Linked DNA regions of Homo sapiens: region 1 is linked to region 2. A link is a loop called in an ENCODE intact Hi-C map of the cell type or tissue named here. Cell type or tissue: heart left ventricle. All regions are shown on one strand. Each heading gives the region's core, and the rest is flanking DNA. Links, peaks and the distances in the headings are about the cores only.

Region 1 (7,864 bases), core at 2,268-4,767, 370 kb before region 2:
CTATACATCTTTTCCATACTTATGGCCTAGGTTGTCTCTCCTTTTCAGACTTAGTTAAGAAAAAATTAAATATATATACGAATTTTTTGTAAGTAGAAGGAACACCTCCTATCACATTAAATAGGAGGTGAGTATCTCTAACAGTTGGGAGAAGGACATGCTGAGATTTTTTCCTATTACTATTATGGATCTTTGGGACAGTTTCAGTAAGTACTTTCAGGGGGTACTTGGTTTTTCCAACTTGAAAATGGGGGCTATTCATTATAAATCTTAGAGCAAAATTCTGATAGCAAAGTAGATAGAGGAATATAGAACCTTTTATTAGAAGGTTTTTGTGTCTTTCTAGGATAATTATTACAAGTAGTATCAATATATACCAACTAATATGCATGAGATAAGATGGCGGGTCTGAGTCTTGGTTGGGATGTGGGTCTGGAATCTTGGATTATGGACATAAGAAATATTATGAACACTTAATGAACACCTAGGCAGCAGGCTCAAGCCCAAGCACACACCACAGTAGCTTTCGAATAGTTTGGATGTATTCTAATTTGTATTTCTCCCCAGCTACTTTTGTGGGTAGTCATTTAGGCAGCCCTTCATAGAGTTCTGGGTCTTTTCCTTAACTTTCCACAAAAATGTTTCAGCTTTAGGAAGAGGTTTTGGGAAACCAGAATGTTTCCATTACTGTACGGTTAAACCTTTTGTTCACTACTTAGACAAATATACTGAGCACTCATTTTTGTTTTTTTTTTAAGAGACAGTAGCTTTTATAACAGGCTCGAACATAAGCTCCTGTGAACTATGTACATAGTAAGTCCTCCGTAGCTGTTGCATATATAATCCATGGTTAGTATAAAATTATCGTAATTTTAAATAAGACAAGCCATAGTTCTATGAGTGATATAATTTTAAATAAGACAAGCCATCGTTCTTTGAGTGATGTGTTTGAGTGATGCTTCTTGATACTTCTTTCAGCTTAAACATAGAAATCATGATCACACCACTGCACTCCAGCCTGGGTAACAGCGAGACTCTGTCTCAAAAAAATAAAAATTAAAACTAAAATAAACATAGAAACCAGATTTTCTTTGGTTTCCTCTGTCGGTGACTTTGGCTGGTTCTCTTTTGCATGTTCGTTGATGTTTCTCCTTGCCTTTGTGTTTAGTGTTTTTAGCAGGCGGTGTTTATAATAGACTAAAACTTTGGGAGCCAGACAGACCTGGGTTCAGTGGGTTTACATTGCTGGGTTTTATAAGGATTAGAAGCAAATATATGTACAGTGCCTGGCACAAAATATATAAACAAAATGTTGTTTGTTAGTTATTAGTACTAGCTGTATTAATAATAATAATGATACTATATATAATAATATACATTTGTATATATAATAATATATATTTGTATATTTTATATATATAAAATGATAATATTGGAAAGCTAGAGGGTGCAGCGAAGAGATGGCAGGGTGAGCGTGGTATAAGTCTGAATTTGGCCATCTGGTTATTTGCAAGTTCTCTTCCAGCAAATATTTGTTGTGTACCTTCCATAAGCAGCATTGTTCTAGGCACTGGGGACCAAGTGAAAAACCAGACCCCGTCCTAGGAACAGTATTTGCTGTTTACATTGTCATATAGGAAGGAGCAGTGCACTTAGCAAGAGAATTTTTTAGTGGTGCTGTTTTGGGACCTGCTTCTATTTAACTTAACGGAAACTGTTTTCAGTAACAGATTTATTGAGATATAATTCACATACTATACAATTCACCCATTTAAAGCATGTAAGTCTGTGGTTATTAGCATATTCAGAGTTGTACAATCACCATCACAATTAATTCTAGCAGTCGCTCCCCCAGTCCCCTTACTCCTACCCCCACCCCCAGTTCAAGGTAACAGCTAATCTACTTCCCGTCTCTATAGAGTTGCCTGTTCTGGACGTTTCATCTAAATGGAATTATAGAATATGTGGTCTTTTATAAGTGGCTTCTCTCACCTAGTTTAAAGTTCTCAAGGCTCATCCATGGTTATAGCATGTATCAGTATTTTATTCCATTTTATGGCTGAAAACATTTTTGAAGTTTCCTTAATGCACATTAAATACTCATATGTTGATTGATTCATTCATTTTGTTTTTCTAGTCTGTGTTGTTTCTCTCTCACTCTTTCTCCTGCCCTTTCTTGGACAGGTTTTCTCTCTTCCCTTCTCTTTTGAAAGCAACCACCCTCCTACTGTTACCGCAGACTCCTGCTTTAACTTTAATATCTACTGAGATTTGGAGCCTGTGGCACCTACTCTTTGCAATGACAGAAAATCTGGTTTCTGTCCTTTATTTCTTTCCAGTCCTTTCAGTTTCAATCTGTGTGCCCTCCAAATGCAATAGCTTAAGATTTCTTTAAAGAACATCTTAGACTTGGCCTTGGAATGGAAGCTTCAAATGATATCTAAAGAATACATGAACCAGCCAAAGGAGAAAGTGGAGGGAATTAAAAAAAAAAAAATCAAGAATGACAGCCAGAGAATTTTCACAAAATTCGGACAGGCTGTGGCCGTTTCTTATTCTTATGTCTGATGGATTGAACATTTCCCACAAGGGCTTGGTACCATCTAGGACCTGAAGATACGCTGAAGGTTCCTCGTAAAATCCAGCCTCTATTTTATTCTCACTTCCTTTCTTCTGGGTTTGGCCTATGCAAAGCCCACCGATAAGTTATAAATGACTTATCAAGCATCAGCGTTTGGAGAGTAGACGGCTCCATAAATACCTACTTGGCCTCATTAAAAAGCTACAGCGATTAAAGAGAATGATTAGTGTGGTGCCAGAGGGGAAAGCAGAAAATCCAACATCTGACTCAAAAAGGGCCAGACCTCTTCTCAGGGAAGACCGCGGGTGTCAGGGAAGAGGATCTGGCCCGCGCCCCGGAGCGGAGCGCCGGGCGTCGGCGTCTGCGGAGCCTGCACCAGGGCCTGTCACGGGAAGAGTTATGAAAAGTGCACGCGTTCTCAGAGACGATTACCCTCTTGCCCTCCACGCCTCCTTCCCAACCTCCCCTTCCACTCCCTGCTGCCCCCACTGGAACTCAAAGCATGATTAAAACAGAGAAACCTATAACGGGGATGAAATGACCCTCAAATGACTGCTTAATTACAGCGAAATGAAAGCCGGGGGGCTACAAATAACCAGGAACTGTCCCGGCTGTCACTGAAGAGGAGCCTGCGCATGAGTCATGAGTCATGAATTAGCCACTAAGTGTTCGCCGCCAGCCCCCGGCCGCCCGCCTCTGCCCTGCCCGAGCCGGGCTCGCCGGCCCTCCACGCCTGGCCCCACAGAGTCCCCCGCCCCCGCGGGCGTCCGGGCCGGGTCGGAACCGGGCGGTTGTTGTGATTCCCAGGGTTCCCCAGTCGCCCCCGGCCGCCCGGTGGGTCGCTGGGTCGGGGAAGGCTCCCAGGCTGCGCAGGAGACAGGCTGACTGAAGGAGCGCAGCCAGCGCGGCTGCAGATAAGTTAATGTACACAGAGAGGATGTAAATTACCACGACCCGCAGCAGCAGGACATTGGCCAGGGCCCTGTCAGGGAGAGGACAAGCGTCGGGGGCTGCGCGCTCGCTGACACCCACCCGGGATGGAGCCGCCAGGCGGCCCGGCCGGGGAGGACCTCTTGGAGCCAGGCTTTCCTTGAAAACAGCTGCGTGTCCCTGACACCTCCAAACTAATGCATTTTTAATCAGAGGAATTAGCTCTAGGCGTCCCATATTTTTCCAACCTCCCCCCACCAACCCCTGTCTCTTCCAGCCACGTCCCCCTCCCCGCCCCTAGGTTAGGGACTGGCAGTCCCATTCTGTTTCTTTATCGGGACTCTGCAGAGTCCCCCGCTGCCCCTACACCCCCGAGACCAAACCACTTTTAAAAAAAAAATCTCCCTCCCCACCCCCATCCTCCCACCAGCCCTCCTCCACCGCCGGGTTCGCTCCAATGCAACTTTCGCCCCCACCCTTCCCTCTGTTTATACAGTGACATCACAGCCCCTGGCTCTCTCCAAGACTCAAAGAAAACAGAGTTCAAAAAGGCAAACAGGAAAGCCCGCCGGTCGTGGGCACGGGGTGAGATTCGGTCCACCCGCGGCGGACCGCGCAGACGCGCATGTGCGCGCACCTCGGTGTGAGCCCGTCTCCACTGGGACATCCTCGGGAAAGGGCTGCCCAGGCCGTGCTCCCCGTCAGCCCCGGGGAACTCAATTCCCTTAGGGAATTGAAAAATGTCCAGTAGTCACATAAAAGAAAGTGAAAAGGTAAAACAGGTGAAATTAATTTTAACAATATATTTTTAATCTGATATATTCAAAACATTATTTCAATATGTAATCAATATAAAAATTATAAATGAGATATTTCATATATTTTTTCACAGTGAATCTTCGAAAAATTACACTCACAACACATCTCAATTCAGACACAAATTTTTCATTGGAAATACTTGATCTGTAGTTACATTTCATAAAACTTAGAGTTGAAAAAATTGATTCACATACTCACATTGTTCCAAAAATATTTAAGCATTTTTCAATAACTGAATCCAGTGTTAGTTCTTAAGTGTGAATTTACACTAATGTGAAATAAAATAAAATTTGAATTAAATGAGAATTTGGAGTTAAATAAAAAATTAAGTTTCTTTGTTGCCCATTTTAAATTCCTAACAGCCACTTGCAGCTAGCGGCTATCAGATTAAACAACAGGGATAGAGAGTAATAGAATCTCCAAACTTCAGCTCTTGTTAACATAAAGTGGAGATAATAGTATCTACTTTATGTAGGCTTGTTGTAAGAATTAAATGAAATACAGTAGAACAATGTATATTAAGTACTCGGTACAGGGCCTAGCACATAGTAAGTACTCAATAATGAAGGTAACTCTGAGAATTATTTCTCCACTTTGATTATTTTTGCACCCCCACCCCCCATCCTTAAACTCAGCGATTCATACTTCCTTCCTCCAGAACTTGCTCTTAGGAAGGATTGTTACATGAATTCGCAATAAGCTGCCAAAAATGAACAGAGTATTCAAACACTCAAGTGTCCTTCCGTCCCTATTTATTAGACACCCCTTTCACCCACAACATGCCTTCAGCTTCATTACTGTCTGTGCTGGCCACTCCAGATTTTATACATAGAACAGGTCTTCAATGGTATCTCTCCAGCTACCTAGTAAAGATCTTGCAAAGATATTTTTAACCCAATCCACCAAAACCTGAATTGATGCGTATCATCCCTCATGTGCCTCTCCTGTTCCCGCATTGGGTGGTGTTGCCATTCCCTTGAAAGCCTCAGCCAAACTCTGGCAGTCATTAGAGGTTCTTCTTCTTCCTTCATTGTTCCCCTCACCACATCCCCTTAGGCAATCACTAAGTCTTACAAATTCTACTCCTAAACACCTCCCAAATCCATTGATGTGTCTCATTGTCGACTGTTATCCTTCACTTAGATGTTGTAACTGGTCTTTCTACCTCTGCTTTGCCCCCCTTCAATTCATTCTTCGTGCTTCAGCAAGAGTAACTTTTCTAAAGCGTGAATCCAATTATGCAACAAGCCTGCTTAACACTTAAATGACTTTTGACTCTTCCACAGGGCCTATGAGGTCCTTATGGAGTTTCCTTGCTTAACCCTTTTTTCCTGTCTTTTAAAAAACCGCCTTTACCGCCTTAACCATCCCCCTCCTGCCCCCAATTTCCAGCCTCTCTGAATCTCTTCCAGTTTATCTAACACACCACGTTTCCTGACGGAGGAGCTCCCACGCATGGCCATGCTGGGTGCATCATATTCATGTCTATCCTACAAGTCACAACCCCACTCTGAGATGGTATTTGGTATGCACAGCCAGATACGTCTTCCCATTTTGCCTCATGGCAACCTGTCTGCATATTTGACGGTATCTGTTTCAGAGGATCCCTCAGCTTTTGGCTGAAAATGCCAGCTCCCTCTCAAAACTCTGTGCATGACACCTTTAGAAATCCTTTGAGGTGCTAAACATTTAGGTCATCAAAGGGGCACACTGACTATTACTGATTTTGTCTGGTTCCATTCCACAACACCGATTTTTGTAATGTTTCCTTTCTTTGTTTCACTTTGACTGTAGAAGCTGGCTAAGATGCATTGGCACTAGCACTATCTATTGCATGCAAAAGTTTTGCTCAAAAGAAGTGTTGATGTTGGAGCTGTGAGAAAAGCAGGCCCTACGTTGCAGGACTTGGGGGAAGAATGGAATGTGAAAAGCTCACTTTAAAATGGTAGGGGTTTGGGTGCCAGGCAGGAGCAGTGGTAGAGCATTTCAGAGACCAGTCCGAGCCTAATGAGGTCTGCCAGGGCTCTGGGCAGGCGTCACCAGCTGGCTGTTTGCCACTCCTCTTGCCCTCCCAGACACACACAGTGCTGGGGAGTCAGCACTTATGCTAACACTGGAGACAGGCGGGCAACATGAGACTGGTGGATGAGGGCAGTGATGGCTAGGTATTTTCCCAGAGGACCAAAGAGCAGGATATGTATGTCTGGTTTCTGCCTCTGACACCTCCAGGCCTAGGGATGGATTCCCAGTGATCTCCTTCCATCAAAGGGCTTGATCCCAGGAAAGGCGAGTGAAGATGAAACTTCAGCTCTTTGTCTGCCTTTGGGATAAAGCTATGTGAAACTGTCAAAGCAAATATCATGTTTCCCTGGAAAACCATAAATTCCTTTGGCTCTGGGTCCAGGAGGTTTGTCATGTGGTTAGAGGAAAGATGAGTATGTTGATCACAGGTCATCAGCTGTAAGGTTCTGTAGCTCGGGGCCCGGGTCCACAGTGCCAGCTGCTATAATACCAGGTATAATGTTGGGTTCAAGTAATGCTTAGTAAATACTCTTTAATTACAGCTCAAGATGAAGACAGTGAAACAGCTTGCTGTTTGTTATGTACCTGGCAACTGATGTGTATCATCAGATCAAATAGAGGTGTTGATAAATTTTGTCAAGGGGACTGTAAATTTTAAAAATGGAATAATCATAAATGCTCTTGTGATAGAATATACCTGAAAATCTTCAGAAGGAAATGGAAGATTATGAAATATTTATTTATTTGTTTGTTTTCTGGCTAGTTGGTTGATTTTTGCCAGATTCTTTATATATTAAAGTAGCATTAACATTAAATTCATGCTACAAAATCAGATAGAAAAGAAAGAAATTACCATGAGTAAACATTTTTTTTCTCTTTTATAGTTTTGTAAACAGGGGCTGTGGATGCTTAAATAATGCTTTTCAAAGCTCCATCTTTCTTACTGTGCTTTGGTCAGAAAGAAAAAAAATACATGAGAAAAGCTATTTTGATCACCCATAGTACAGCAGTTGCTGTATCTTGTTAGCCTTTTTGTGGCATATTTAGCATTCTAAATTTCTAACAGTTATTTCACCCATATCATTTAACAAGCACTTCTTCATGTTATAATAAACCCTTTATGAATATAAATTTTAATGTGTACAGACTGTACTATCATGTAGATTTGCAACACTTACTTAACCACTCACATATTATTGGTTATTTGGGTTATTTTATTTTAAAATAAGAATTTTCCAAAGGTTCCCTTAGGAATAGAGTCCCATCAGTTTTAAAGTTATGGCAATATTTAATGTACATAGGGTAATATTTAATCATAAAGTATTGTTTTGGTGAAAATTAAAAGAGCCAGAAGTTTTATGTTAAATTTTTTTTAATATTGGCATAATACTAAAAGCAATCAACCAGCTTCATTGAGCTCCCAATTTCAGAGAAAAACTGGCCTCTTCAAGTAAAGATTCCTTGTTCTTAGAGGGGAGGAGCTGATAATTAAGTAATCACAAGAAACAATGC
Region 2 (2,500 bases), core at 1-2,500:
GGCACAGATTAACAAGTATATAAAGCTAAGACATGAGGCTTCAGAGCAGCACAAAAATTTTCGTGGCATTAGGACAACTTATCCTGGAAGAATGCCGTGCACTAGGAATTATGCCCACACCTTCATTCCTGCTAGGGGAGGGGAGCCCTGGAGCCCCCTCTCCCAGAAGCAGACAACCACGATAGACCCCTTCCACAATACTCAGCTCCTGTGGCTCCTTTCGTCCTGGCCAAGAGAGCTCAGGACTCTGTGTCATGCTAAGGTCCTGGTGCCATCACTTAAATGGCCACGTGAAAGGCAGGTCAGAACCCTGTTCCTGTCATGTCCCAGGACTTACAATAAGCCTGCTGGGAATGCCTACCGGTGATCTCCTACAACTGATTTTTCAGTGGGGAATTAAAGTAAACAGCATGTTTCATGTGGGCCTCTGGAACAGTTTTTTACTTCCTTGCTATAACTCACAGTCATTAAAGAAAGGCAGTGATACTGCTACTTACATCTCTAAATGGAGGGATATGTGGCCCCCAGTTCCACCTTCTGCTGGGAGGGTGCCTAAGATCGCCCTTTGCTTTGTAGTTCCGTGGCCCCATCAAACGAGGGTCACCCTGCACTACTAATTTCTACCAGTCAGTCACAGGGAGCACTGGAGATCCGTGGGGTGGACGCATTACCTTAGGAGGCTTAAACTCCAAGCCAACCTCGGTGCTGTGTATGTAATACATATACTTTGTAAACACCAGATACAACCTTGCTATGTGGATCTGATATTTTCTTCACCCACAGCATTTCACAAAATCCTACAGGCAATCAGTCACAAAGCCAGCTGCCCTCTAACATTATGCACTGTGACCAAAATGGGAAAATGACACACCTTTGTCAACACAGGCACCTTTTAGAAATGCTTCTACCAGCTGCTCACAGATGGCTCCTCCAGCAGACTCTTCACAGCTACTCGGCAGCCACATGGGCCATGCCATACACATGAAGGCTCAGCCCACCCAGAGAGGACATCAAAAAGTGCGAAGGGATCCACAGTTATACGCAGGCACGCCATGAAAACAACCTGGGGACACCACTCAAGCCTACTACAGGTATTCTTACAGGGGGACAGCTTCCAAAGGCAGCCAGCAGACGAGTAGCTGTTTCCCCACAATGGCCACAGCAGGTAGAGGCTTTTGGAGACATCCATGAAATAAAACCCTGCAAGCCCAGGCACCAGCCGTGTGTGCCCTCGGAACAAGGCCAAGAGTCAGTCCCTGGGGAACTGGGGAGGTTGGTAGGCAGGCCAGCAACCCTACCCCCTGCCCTGGTAATGGCAGTCAGTGTTTCTGCTGCGCAGCCCAGAGGCTGGAGAGCTCGGAGAGATGCCCCCTGGCTGCAGCTCACACCAGCCACTCCCAGCTTCTCAGTCCCCGTGGAGGCTGCCTAGACTACCGCAGGGATGGAAGCTTGCAGCTGAAGACCTGGTGTGAAACTAGTACTCTCCAACCCCATCCTTAACATCCTTGTTGCTTTGCCTCCTGGCCTCTGGTGGGGAACTGATCTTTCCTCTGAAGGGCATTGACCAGCAAGCCACCTCCATCTGCTCTGTCCCTGGTGAGAGTTCCTGGGACAATAAGCCTAGGACCAGAGATGGAACTCCCAAGGCCCTTCTTCTAGCCAGACCATGGCCCTTTTCACTGGCTTTTCACTCCTTTCGCTGGACAGCAACCGATAGGACTTGCTAATAGCAAATTTTGAAATTTTACGTCACAAAATCACAAGACTCCACCCACAATGGTTCCAAGTCCCCGAAGCCCATTGTTGGGTATATATCGACCTCAGTGCAATTTATCATTCAAATTAGTCTTTTTGCCACATTTAAGCTGGACTGTACCACCAACAAAAGTGACTTGGAGCTGGCAGCAGTCCTCATTTCAGCTAGGAGAGAGGCGGCTCCCTCCCTGCTTTAGAAAACCAAATTGTTTTGCCTCTAGCTACATAATTGCTCCTGAGGACTACGGCATAATAAAGGATATTTTTAGGCCAGGCGCGGTGACTCATGCCTGTAATCCTAGCACTTTGGGAGGCTGAGGTAGGTGGATCACTTGAGGACAGGAGTTCGAGACCACCCTGGCCAACATGGTGAAACCCCGTCTCTACTAACTATACAAAAAAAAATTAGCCAGGTGAGTTGGTGTATGCCTGTAATTCTAGCTTCTCGGGAGGCTGAAGTGGGAGGATTGCTTGAATCCGGGAAGTGGAGGTTGCAGTGAGCCGAGATTGCGCCACTGCACACTCCAGCCTCGGTGACAGCAAGACTCAGCCTCAAAAAAAAAATAATTATTATTAAATAATCTTTTCATTTCCCAAGAAACATGTTCTATTTACCACTTTCAATCCTCAGTTACATCTAACCTGCCTGTAAAACACAACACCATAGCATGGAGTCCACCTTTATAAAGCCTAGAAACATTCTTTACCATGAGTCTGCAAAAAAAAAAACAACTAAAAGGCTTCT

Evidence for each region. A loop is a pair of places that touch in the nucleus more often than their neighbours do. Peaks named below come from ENCODE experiments on the same cell type or tissue, not always from the same donor. Only the 100,000 strongest peaks of a DNase experiment are listed, where the experiment ranks them.
Region 1: it touches region 2 in a loop (4-fold over the local background); 45 of 110 quality-filtered maps call a loop at or near these places.

The regions. Positions count from the first base shown.
Region 1 is chr18:22,555,301-22,563,164 of GRCh38, reverse strand. All of the region lies in intron 2 of LOC124904265 (a long non-coding RNA gene), which reads right to left. Among named protein-coding and RNA genes, the nearest start is that of CTAGE1, 140 kb to the right of the region's middle. In heart left ventricle, for the core only: a CTCF peak has its summit at 3,627; DNase peaks (open chromatin) are centred at 2,954, 3,324, 3,594 and 3,934; H3K4me3 peaks cover 2,141 bases; H3K27ac peaks cover 2,500 bases.
Region 2 is chr18:22,184,322-22,186,821 of GRCh38, reverse strand. All of the region lies in intron 6 of GATA6 (GATA binding protein 6), which reads right to left. Among named protein-coding and RNA genes, the nearest start is that of GATA6, 16 kb to the right of the region's middle. In heart left ventricle, for the core only: CTCF peaks have their summits at 1,192 and 1,392; a DNase peak (open chromatin) is centred at 1,339; H3K4me3 peaks cover 1,327 bases; H3K27ac peaks cover 2,500 bases.